2 separate regions of the Homo sapiens genome follow, and region 1 is linked to region 2. The links are chromatin contacts, found by Hi-C or POLR2A ChIA-PET in ENCODE. All regions are on one chromosome and are shown on one strand. The core of a region is the stretch at or near the end of the contact, and the rest is flanking DNA. Distances in the headings are between cores, read along the strand shown. Region 1 holds the start of DHX35 (DEAH-box helicase 35). Region 2 holds the start of SNHG17 (small nucleolar RNA host gene 17).

What was found. Hi-C counts contacts between places; a loop is a spot of excess contacts on that map. ChIA-PET counts read pairs that join two places held with the same protein, here RNA polymerase II (POLR2A). Pooled maps may share reads with other maps.
Region 1: a loop to region 2 is called in a map of CD4-positive, alpha-beta T cell, with 5 times the contacts of the local background. The contact joins the promoter of DHX35 here to the promoter of SNHG17 in region 2. A Hi-C loop is called at or near these places in 3 of 168 maps with a recorded cell type or tissue (CD4-positive, alpha-beta T cell, CD8-positive, alpha-beta T cell and OCI-LY7), 1 of 37 single-sample maps with no recorded cell type and 11 of 50 pooled maps. POLR2A ChIA-PET finds 5 or more read pairs at or near these places in 8 of 52 experiments (CD4-positive, alpha-beta T cell, MCF 10A, PC-3 and 4 more).

The regions. Positions count from the first base shown.
Region 1 is chr20:38,960,913-38,965,868 of GRCh38, reverse strand. It overlaps DHX35 (DEAH-box helicase 35), which reads right to left and starts at 3,525. Exons shown (of 22, transcript NM_021931.4): 1 at 3,462-3,525. The coding sequence starts at 3,501. RefSeq lists an enhancer at 3,191-3,500 and a silencer at 3,541-3,660.
Region 2 is chr20:38,433,220-38,438,859 of GRCh38, reverse strand. SNHG17 (small nucleolar RNA host gene 17) reads left to right here and starts at 3,532. Exons shown (of 8, transcript NR_185934.1): 1 at 3,532-3,833; 2 at 4,234-4,356. LOC124904958 reads right to left here. Exons shown (of 3, transcript XM_047440636.1): 2 at 4,255-4,397; 3 at 2,144-4,018. The coding sequence ends at 3,372. SNORA71D (small nucleolar RNA, H/ACA box 71D) reads left to right here and starts at 4,861; the gene lies at 4,861-4,998. RefSeq lists enhancers at 3,410-3,469, 3,490-3,779, 5,060-5,139.

The DNA.
Region 1 (4,956 bases), core at 2,276-4,775, 530 kb before region 2:
ATGAGCAAACGAAAATGGGCAGGCCCTTCGGATCCACGTGTACTTGCAAATTAAGTAAAAGATTTTTGTAGAAAACTCTCAGGCAGGTCATACAAGGCCCTTAAGTCACACTCCTAAGGTAGACACCACAAATGGGTATCTTAAGGTACCCAGACATGCTATTGTTAAAATGTTTTAAATCATTCATTTAAAACAACACATAAAATTTTCCCATTCAGATCTGGATATTAGGCTTCTTAAAAAAAAAATTGGGCAACTCTGAACCCATATGATAACAATTAGGTGGACCTGAGTACAACTCCCTATTTTAGAAAGCATATGTAAGCTCTACTGTAGATCTCCACTGTACATACTATCCAGTGTATGCACACTCTGCCACAGTCCCCACCACTCCCTATTACCTCCAGTAAGCAACTTCACTCACTTAGACTGTCTGAAAGACCTCTGTAATCACAGGCTCAGGCCTACAGGATATGTTCATGATTTGAATGTCTAGCCTTATATCAGCTTCCCTGACTTTCACCTTGCATTTCCCACAACCTACTTCATATCTTGAATTTCCTCACTAAAATAAGAGTATTACTGTCATCACAGAGATACTGTGACTGTTTAATAAGATGTGTAAATGAAAGTGACTAACACAAAGCAACGGCCCAATAACTGTGTACTAAAGCTATTCCCATGTCAACTAATGACAACACAATTTACCTAGACCAGTGGTTCCCAAATTTTGATGCATGCTGGAATTCCTTAGAGACTTTAAAAAACACTGATGCCTGGCTCCTAGGCCTCCAAAGTTCTAATTTATTGGTGTGAGGTGCAAGTGCACATCAGGACTTTTCAGAGCTTCCCAAGTGATTCAACTATAAAGCAAAATTAGAGAATCACTAACCTAGACAGTCACCCAGCCCAGAAATCTGAGTTATTACTGACTTCATCTTCTCCCACATCTTCCTCTAAAATGTCTCTCCAACAGGCACCTCCTCTAAGCTCCCAGGTCAGAATTAAGGTTTTTAACATCCCTCCTGGATTTCACTAGTACCTTCTCTAATTTCCTCCTCCATCCACTCTCTACTCCACTGCCAGTGTTATCTTTCTAAAGTAAACCTGATTTGTTCCTGCTTAAAAACACTGAAGTCAGGCCAGGCCCAGTGGCTCACGCCTGTAATCCCAACACTTTGGGAGGCCGAGGTGGGCAGATCACGGGATCAAAAGATTGAGATCATCCTGGCCACCATGCTGAAACTCCATCTCTACTAAAAATACAAAAATTAGCTAGGTGTGGTGGCACACACCTGTAGTCCCAGCTACTCAGGAGGCTGAGGCAGGAGAATCGCTTGAACCTGGGAGGTGGAAGTTCCAGTGAGCCGAGATTGCGCCACTGCACTCCAGCCTGGGCGGCTGAGCCAGACTCCATCTCAAAAAAAAAAAAGAAAGAAAACAAAAAAACAGTGAAGTCTAAACTTTTTAACTTGTCATGAAGACCTTTCACAATGAGGCCCTTACCTACTTTTCTAGCTTCATCTCCTGTCATACCCCAAAATATACCCTAGCACTTAACACTATCACACTGCTCTGTTATTTTGGCTTTCTGGACATTCTAAAGGCACAAATCCCATTCTGCCTTTGTTCATGCTGCACCCTTTGCTTCGAGTTCCATTTCTCTATGAAACAAAACCTTATTCATCCTTTAATGTTCACTCCAAAAATACCACCTTAATGAAGTATTTCTTATCCATACATTCAACTTTCCCTCCCTCTTCCATACTTCCATATAATTATAATAGTAACCTATCTAGTGCCAAGATCCTGTTGTGTGTTATTCTCATTTAAACCTCACAACACTACTTTGGGTAGGGTAGGTATTATACCCAATTTACAGATGGAGTAACTGAGACTTTGAGAATTTAAGTGACTATCAAGTCATCAACTTAGTAAGTGGTAGACATGATGGGCACTGCAGTCTGACTCTAGAGCTCATCTTCTTTACCACCACCTTACTCTGTCTCATTGTAAAATCTCTTCTAGAGGACATCTAACTTTATATTCAATTAAGAGAGAGACAGTAACTTGAGAGCAGAGCCCTGAGCATCTGTATTTGTCTCCTGAACACAGGATTAGGTTTTCAATAAGTGTACCCTCAATGGATGAACTAAATAATGAAATAGAACTCTTAAGAGTAATTCCACGTTCTTTAACCAAAATAGTACCCTGGTCTGATTTCAAACAATTAATTCAGCTCTTTATTATACCTAACACTTTCACCTGTTACTAAAAGCGTGAATAAATTAAAAGTATTCATTACTTAGTAAGTTCCTAGTTTTGGATGCAAATAAAACTCAGGATGGATAATTGGCTGATGACTTGAAATGCTGAACCATAAAACTGTCAAGTGACAGACTACAAATTTTTAAAAAGCATTAAACATATCTCTTGCTTGGGTTTATCTCTCACATCACTTATATGCATGGTCAGAATTTCAGAGAACCACTGAAAAATTAAAAGCTTTGCTTATATTACATTCTTGGTGTCATTTCATTTTTGCTGCAATATACTTTGCACATCCAGACCTGCAGGGGTGCAGGTGGTAGAAAAAAATCAAGCTGGTAGCTGTAATTTAAAAACTTTTGTTTTTTACAAGAAACTGTTTGCAGAGAGGAAGTAATGCATCTAGTACGGTCTGGCATATGCACATTCAGTAAAAACCTGATTAATGAGTAAATATCAAGACAAAACAAGTAAAGCATTTTGTGATTGTGATTCGTGTTAGTCTGTAAGAGAGGAAGTGGCTGGCAGCCAATATGAAGGACTGTTCCCTTTTCTAGTAGACATTCGGAGTGGACAACAATTATCCTAAAAGAAAATAACACACTTTCCCTTTTTTTGAGCATTTATTCTAAGTCTGACAACGCGTTCTGCTTGTCATTTAAGCCCACAGCATAGAAGCTATTGTTCTGCCCACTTTACAGGTAAAGAAGTCATGGCTCAGAGGCATTAAGTGACTCGCCCAAGGTCACCCTACTACAAGGCAGAGACGAAAATTCGAACCCGGACAGTCTGACTCCATAACTTGGGCTTGCAAGCCTCCAGCAGCGAGCAGCATTGTCTGTCGGGCCACAGCGCAACCCCAGGGCGCTAACGAGACACGAGAGGGAGCTTTAGGATTCCCCATCTCGCGGGGTGGGCAGGACAAGCATCAGTAACGAGGAAGACGAGGCCTGAGGAGGCTGGACCACTTTAACAAGGTCACAAAGAGTTTCTGCTCACGCTAGGGGAGCACCCCCAAATCCCTCGGGACCACTGGGGAGCCTGAGCCAGAGCTCCCCCCGCACAGAGGCGGCAGCGCCCAGCTCGCCGAGGTCAGGCCTGCGAGCAGGTCTGCTGGCCCCAGGGCGCCGGCCGCGGCGCCAAGACCGAAGTCAGGCCGCCGCATCTGCCCAGCGTTCCACCAAGGGCCTTACCGGGTCGCCAGAACTTCACCGGTCCCACGGGCGCAGCCATGTTGGGGTAAAAGGTCACGAGGCTAGCTCCACCCCACCGTCGCGCGCTAGGCCCCCAGGGCCCGGAGGGCGTGGCCCCCGAAGAGCCGCTGCCCAGACGGATCGCGCCGTGTGACGGCCACGCCCCCACAGCTACCGCCCCCGTCTGAGCCACGTGACCCACTTCCAGGCTCCGGCGAGCGCACCGGCCCCGCCCCCGAGCCCACGTGACCCTGCTCAGCCATTTTGGAGAAAAGGGCGCGCTCCTCCGCCTACCTCTTGAGCGTGGAGGGTAGATGCTTCAGGTGACCTTTTACGAGCGTGGCGTGTCCTGGATGGCGGCCGCACACTTAGGAAGAACGGGCTTTGGGAGAGGACCGCTGGCCCGAGAGTGGAACCTTGCACGCACTGGGCGTTGAAGCAGTGCTTTCTGGATTAAATACGAAATACTGATGTCACAAGCTACCTCAACTTGTCGACTTCTGTTTTATTCTCAATTTCAAATTGAAGGGTAATAATAGGAACTACCTCGTGGGTTGTATTTGTCAGTAAATATTGCGCGCCTGCTGTGGGCCCAGGTAGTGCGGCACAGTGCCCCAAATAAAACAATGCGAAATGATATGGAAGTCTTCAGGGACCTTGAGGGCAAAACGGAAAAACGGACTGGGGGTGGGGTGGAGCGAATGGGTTGGCAGAAGAGACTGAAAATGGGTAGATCAATTAAGGTAGTCCACCAACTCAGTGCTTCCTCCAATTTGATACCCTTGAGTCAAATGCTTGTTAAAAACACAGATTCTAGGCCTTGATCCAATTCTGAATCGATGTCCTGGAGCATGGCTTGGGAACCTGCATTTTGAGAAGCTCCTGAATTCTTCAGATTAACAAATTTGGGAAAGATTACACTAATCCATCAGACGAAAGGTGAGGTCAAAGAAAAAGAAATTACAGTAATCCAAAGGAGCGCTAAGAAGGGGTGATGAGCTCAAGTGGAGGAAATAACTTTCTAGGTAGGCAACTAATTGGAAGGAAGTGAGAGGCTTCAGAATCTATGCATTTTTAAAGCTGTGAAGAAAATTCTGAATTCTTTGAAAGAAGTGGCATCATTATGGCAAGAGCAGGGGCTTTTGTGGACAACCAGTCCAGACTTGGAATCGTAACTTTGCCATTTCCTAGCTCCTAGCTGTCATTTAATTTTAGTTGTAAAATGAGGTTTAAAGAGGTATTACATGAGATAACATGTAAAGTACCTAACAGTGCAAAACATAGCAGGCACTGAATCAATGTTAGCTCTCATTACCTCAACTCAGAGCAAATCCACCAGGGGGAAAAAAATCTGAATTTACCTGCATAGGTTCATGTAAGAATCTTCTTTGATTTATTTTTATAGTAATTAATGTAGGGACTCAATATCTGTTAGTCCCTCGGCCTAGAATTCTCCATCCATCCTTTAAATTATCTTTATCCCTTAAAGGGCTAG
Region 2 (5,640 bases), core at 2,283-4,782:
GGTCCAGCACCTTCTTTGGAAGGCAGCTGCTATTTTATCACGGAAACTTCAAAAACTGCCAATACTCAAATCAATTTTTGCTTATCACAACAGCAATTTTATTGGATTTTCAATTCCTTCCTTCCTTCCTTCCTTCCTTCCTTCCTTCCTTCCTTCCTTCCTTCCTTTCTTTCTTGATGGAGTTTCACTCTTGTCAGTCAGGCTACAGTGCAATGGTGTGATCTCAGCTCACTGCAACCTCCGCCTCCTGGGATCAAGTGATTCTCGTGCCTCAGCCTCCCGAGTAGCTGGGATTACAGGCACCCACCACCATGCCTGGCTAATTTTTGTATTTTTTAGTAGAGATGGGGTTTCACCATGTTGGCCAGGCTGGTCTCGAACTCCTGACCTTGTCATTTGTCAGCTGAAACTTCCTTTTTTTTGTTTGTTTTTTGAGACGGAGTCTCGCTCTCTCACCCAGGCTGGAGTGCAGTGGTGTCATCTTGGCTCACTGTAAGCTCTGCTTCCCGGGTTCACACCATTCTCCTGCCTCAGCCTCCCGAATAGCTGGGACTACAGGCGCCCGCCACCACGCCCGGCTAATTTAACATCCTGTTCCACTACCGTGGAACAAGCATGAACCACTCCTCTTAGGTGTCCATCCTCCTATAGGCACTGGGGCTGCAGGAATGAACCCGCCAAGGTGCCCTCCTTAGTGTTATGAGAATAAGGAGTGCAAAAGAAAATCTGGAACTACAGAAAATCTGCAGTTCTGCCCGTTCCCAGCTTTCTGAGGGCACCTTGGCCTTAATTGCCAGCCCAGAAGATTCAGCCTGGTGAGGCCTCAATCTGAATATGCAGGAGGCCAAGCCCTTTCAGGCTCATAGGTAGGGCGGCGGAGGTGGGTGTGGGTTGTGGATGCACTCAGCCTACTGTTTGCTGTGTCTCTTCCAGCTCCAAAGGGCTGATGAGAGCCAGATTGCCTTATATCTGTGCTGGGGAGCACAGCAGCAACCAGCCACATGTGACTACAGAGCACTGGAAACGTGGCCAGTCGGAATTGTAATGTACCATAAATGTAAATCACACACCAGATTCCAAAGATCTCATACAAGAAAAAGAATAGTAAATAGCTCATGAATAATTATAAAATATTGATTACATGCTGACATGATAATATTTTGGTTATATTCAGTTAAATTATTAAAATTAATTTTACTTTTACTTTTTATCTTTTTTTTTTTTTTTTTTTGAGATGGAGTTTCGCTCTTGTTGCCCAGGCTGGAGTGCAATGGCGAGATCTCGGCTCAACGCAACCTCCGCCTCCCGGGTTCAAGCGATTCTCCCGCCTCAGCCTCCCAAGTAGCTGGGATTACAGGCATGTGCCACCATGCCCTACTAATTTTGTATTTTTAGTAGAGGCGGGGTTTCTCCATGTTGGTCAGACTGGTCTGGAACTCCCAGCCTCAGGTGATCCACCTGCCTCAGCCTCCCAAAGTGCTGCGATTACAGGCGTGAGCCACCATGCCCGGCCTTGTGTTATATTTCTATTGGACAATGCTATCTTTCTTCTTCTTTTTCTTTTTTGAGACAGGGTCTCGTTCTGTCAACCTGGAATGCAGTGGTGTGATCTCAGCTTACTGCAGCCTCAACCTCCCAGGCTCAAGTGATTCTCCTGCCTCAGCCTCCTGAGTAGCTGGGACTACAGGACTGCTCCATCACACCGGGCTGACAATGCCATCTTAGACTTTTCAAACACAGCACATTTCCTCTGCTTCATAAAGAATCCCAGAGTCCTTACGGTGACAGAAGCCCTCAGCTTTCTCAGAAATACTATAATATAGCAACTACTAGGCCTTGGATATTTGTTCTGTGCTACGGTCTTGATATAAATCATTCCATTTAATTCTCACAGCAACGCTATGAGCAGGGAACTATGACTGCCTATTTTCCATAACTGGAAACTGAGGCGGGGCGGAGAAGTTAGGTCACTTAGCCAAAGTCACATGGAGAGTAACAGCAAGAGTGGGAGGCAGAAGAGGACACCAGGGCTGTGTGGCCACAAGTGGGCACACCTGACCACCCTGCCCAGTGTCCTCTCAGCCACAGCATCTGTATTAGTCCATCCTCACACTGTTATAAAGAACTGCCTGAGACTGGGTAATTCATGAAGGAAAGAGGTTTAATTGACTCACAGTTCAGCATGGCTGTGGAGGCCTCAGGAAACTTACAATCATGGCGGAAGTGGAAGCAAACATGTCTTTCTTCACATGGTGGCAGCAAGGAGAAGTATAGAGCAAAAGTGGGTAAAGCCCCTTATAAAACCATCAGGTCTCATGAGAACTCACTCACTATCAGAAGAACCGCAGCATGGGGGTAACCACCCCCATGATTCCATTACCTCCCACGACAGGTGGGAATTATGGGAAGTACAGTTCCAGATGAGATTTAGGTGGGGTCACAGCCAAACCATAGCAGCATCCCACAGCCCCTCCCCATCACAGAGACTCCCAGTGTTCTCACAGTCTGGGAATCCCATGGGCCTCTCCCAGGTACAAAATATGGAGCAGATCTCACCTCAGGGACCCCCATTTCCCTCATGGTTGCATAGATCAGGACTGGATTTTCTTGTCCTTCTGACCTATTGAGTACCAAGAATCTGACTGGAGCGGGGCGGAGGGTGGGGCGTGGGCTCCTCATCAGGCCCAAGGGTGGGCTGCTTGCACTCCAGAACATGGGCAGAGTCAGTAGCAGGGCTGTCTCAGGCCGAAGAGGCACATCCTGCCCAGGGTGCAGGCAGTGCCAATGCTTATGAGGATTTGTGGGCCATGAGTCCCCTCCCAAGATTGTCTCCAGTATGTTGCAGGGAACATGGGACATCTGTCTACAGTCTCTGTCACTGTGCAAATCTGATCAGGTTCCTCAGATGCCAGTCTGGTCAGGTCTCTTCTGCTTCAGAGACTCTTTCCACCCTCCATCCCGTGTACTTTGAGGCTGGAGTTTAGCAAAGCAGTTACCCGCTGTGCATCTCTCTTGGCTCATCTTCTCACGCTCACATTCCAGTCTCAGGCCATGACTCAGTCATCTCGGTCTGACATTGTTCAGAAAAAAAGGAATGGGGCGGGGGTAGAATTCATTCATTCAACTGTGCTAGTCACTGAACTAGGTACTGAGTACAGTGGTGAATCAAAGACAGATGCCTTTGGACCCTTGCAGAAAGAAGTCCAAACTAAGCACAGTCCCCTCATCGTAGTAACAGCTCCTATCATGGAAAATTGGCCATTCCTACAGATTAATAATGAATCAGTGACCAAGGAACATCTTCAGAACAAACAGAAAAGCAAAGCAAGTGGGAGAAGTTTACTTCTAAACTTCCAGATAGTTTTCGAAAATTATCCCAAGTCCTCCAGAGTCTGGCGTTGAGCCTCCGCTCCGCCAGGGGACGCTGCAGGACTGCTCGCGTCGGTTCCTACCGCTCTAGGCCGCAGCTCGCGCTCTCGTCTGTATTTCCGCCGGCGCGAAACGAGCGTAGCTTCCTTGTCGTGTGGCCTCAGTCCTTCGCCGTCCCTCGCCGTCCTTCGCCATCGCACGCCACCGCACCCCATCTCTCGAAATCTGCAGACATCTTGATTTTTCCCACGCTGTCTGTCAGGTCTCCGCCGCCACTCGACGCCAGGGCGCCGGGTGAGTCCACAGCAGGGCGCATGGTCGGCTCCACTCTCACCATCGGGGGAAACTGAGGCCCCGGGGAAGGCGGCCAGAGAGGTCAGGCCCTGTCCTTGGTGCAGTGTCTCGTCCTCTTTGCCGGAGTGAGCCCCCCAGGATTCGCGTGTCCTCGGGAAAGACACTGGCAGGTGAGTCGCGCCCTTGGCCGCGGCAGTGCTGAGCGGGCCACGTGCGGTCGTCAGACCCCCTGTCCGCGCAGCTACTCTGCGGGGAGGCTTAGTGCCCCTGGATGGCGGGAAACAGGGCTCGGCGACTTTAGCTGCCCGCCCCCGACTCCTGGCATTGGAAGCCTCCAAAGCCACTTGACTGTTGCCTACAAAGTGCCAGTCATTGTGCCACGTCCTTGAGACCGTTAACTCGTTTTCCCCTCAATAACTTTTAAAAGTAGGTGTTAGAACCTTCATTTTACAGACCAGTTAGCTGTGGTTTAAATGGAAGACGCTGCCAGCACTCCAGTGGGGCAGAGTCTGGACTTCTGTCCCCGGGCCTTGTACTAAAGCCCCCTCCCCGTGCTTTTTCCTTGCCTAGGCCTTGTGGGCTGTGCTGCACCTCGGACGGCTTCGCACCAGCCAGCGCCCTCTCTCTCCTGCAGCACTCTGATCTGCACCCCCTGAGGGGCTTCCACTGTCCGCGGGGTGAGAATGCCCCTGGGTAAGTGCCGCTGCTTCTGCGCACCTTGGGGAAGGACCCTTCTGTGGGACGCAGTAGAGGGGACAGTCAATGAGCTCAGCCAGTTCTGAGTTCTGAGAACTGTCTGGCAAAGCGGGTGCAGAGCAAAGCGTGACTTAGGAGACGGGCTGCGCTTGGGGTCACATGCTAGCTAAGTTCCTTCATTCCCCTGAGGTTGACTTTCTGTAAAGTAGGGAAACTGCAAAGGCTCTCTGAGGGCAGAGGCCTTGGCTGTTTTTCTTGATTTTGAACCCACGGTGCCTGTCCACGTGTAGATACTCAGAACTGGTGGGCTGAATGTACAGCCGAGGCATTTTTACCAGAAGTCTGTTTTCCTGTGGACTCTGGGTGGGGACAGATGGAATCTGCCTGTGAAGTGATGATGGCTCTCAGGGTCCTGGGTACCCTTCTCTTCCCTGGGGGGTGAGCCTCCCTCTGGAGATCTGGCAGCTAACACGCTGACGTGGGCTCACCTGCCCTTTTTTGCACCTGTATTCGAAAGTGATCGTGGGCTGCCTGTGCCCTGGTCATTGATAGTGCAGGGAGAGAAATCGCGGAAAGTGCTTCCCCGTGTTTGGAGGGTCCGCTCCTGTCCCTTTCAAACTCTGGAGCTTTCTCACACCTCCTTCTCACCATCTTTCAAATGCCTCCTGGCACTTGGTGTCTTATTAGTGAGTGCTCCCTGTGCAAGGCTCAGTGCAGGGTTCCATGAGGCGTTCACCAGGGTCTATGAGGGGTGAGTCCCTGCCTCAGGATTGGTGGTGAAACCACAGCTGCAGCCCCCACTAGTCACACCCTGTGGCAATTACTGGCTTGATTGTCTTTGCCTCTCTCTATTGTGACCTTGAGGACAGTGTCTTGAGTTTTGTTTAATATTTTATTGTATTTTTTTAGAGACAGGATCTCACTCTGTTGTCCAGGCTGAGGTGCAGTGTGCAGTGGCGTGATCATAGCTTGAACTCCTGTACTCAAGTGATCCTCGCACCTCAGCCTCCCAAATAGCTGGGACAGACAGGGTCTCGCTATGTTGCCCAGGCTGGTCCTGAACTCCTGGCTTCAAGTGATTTTCCCTCAGTCTTCCAAAGTGCTGGAATTACAGGTGTGAGCCACTTCGCCTGTCTCAGTATCTGAGTCCTGTCTCTTGACTTACCTGGTGCTTGGTAGATGGTTGATTTTCAGCAGTTATGGAACAAATGAAAAACAGGAGATGGGCCGGGTGCAATGGCTCACACCTGTAATCCCAGCACTCTGAGAGGCCAAGGAGTG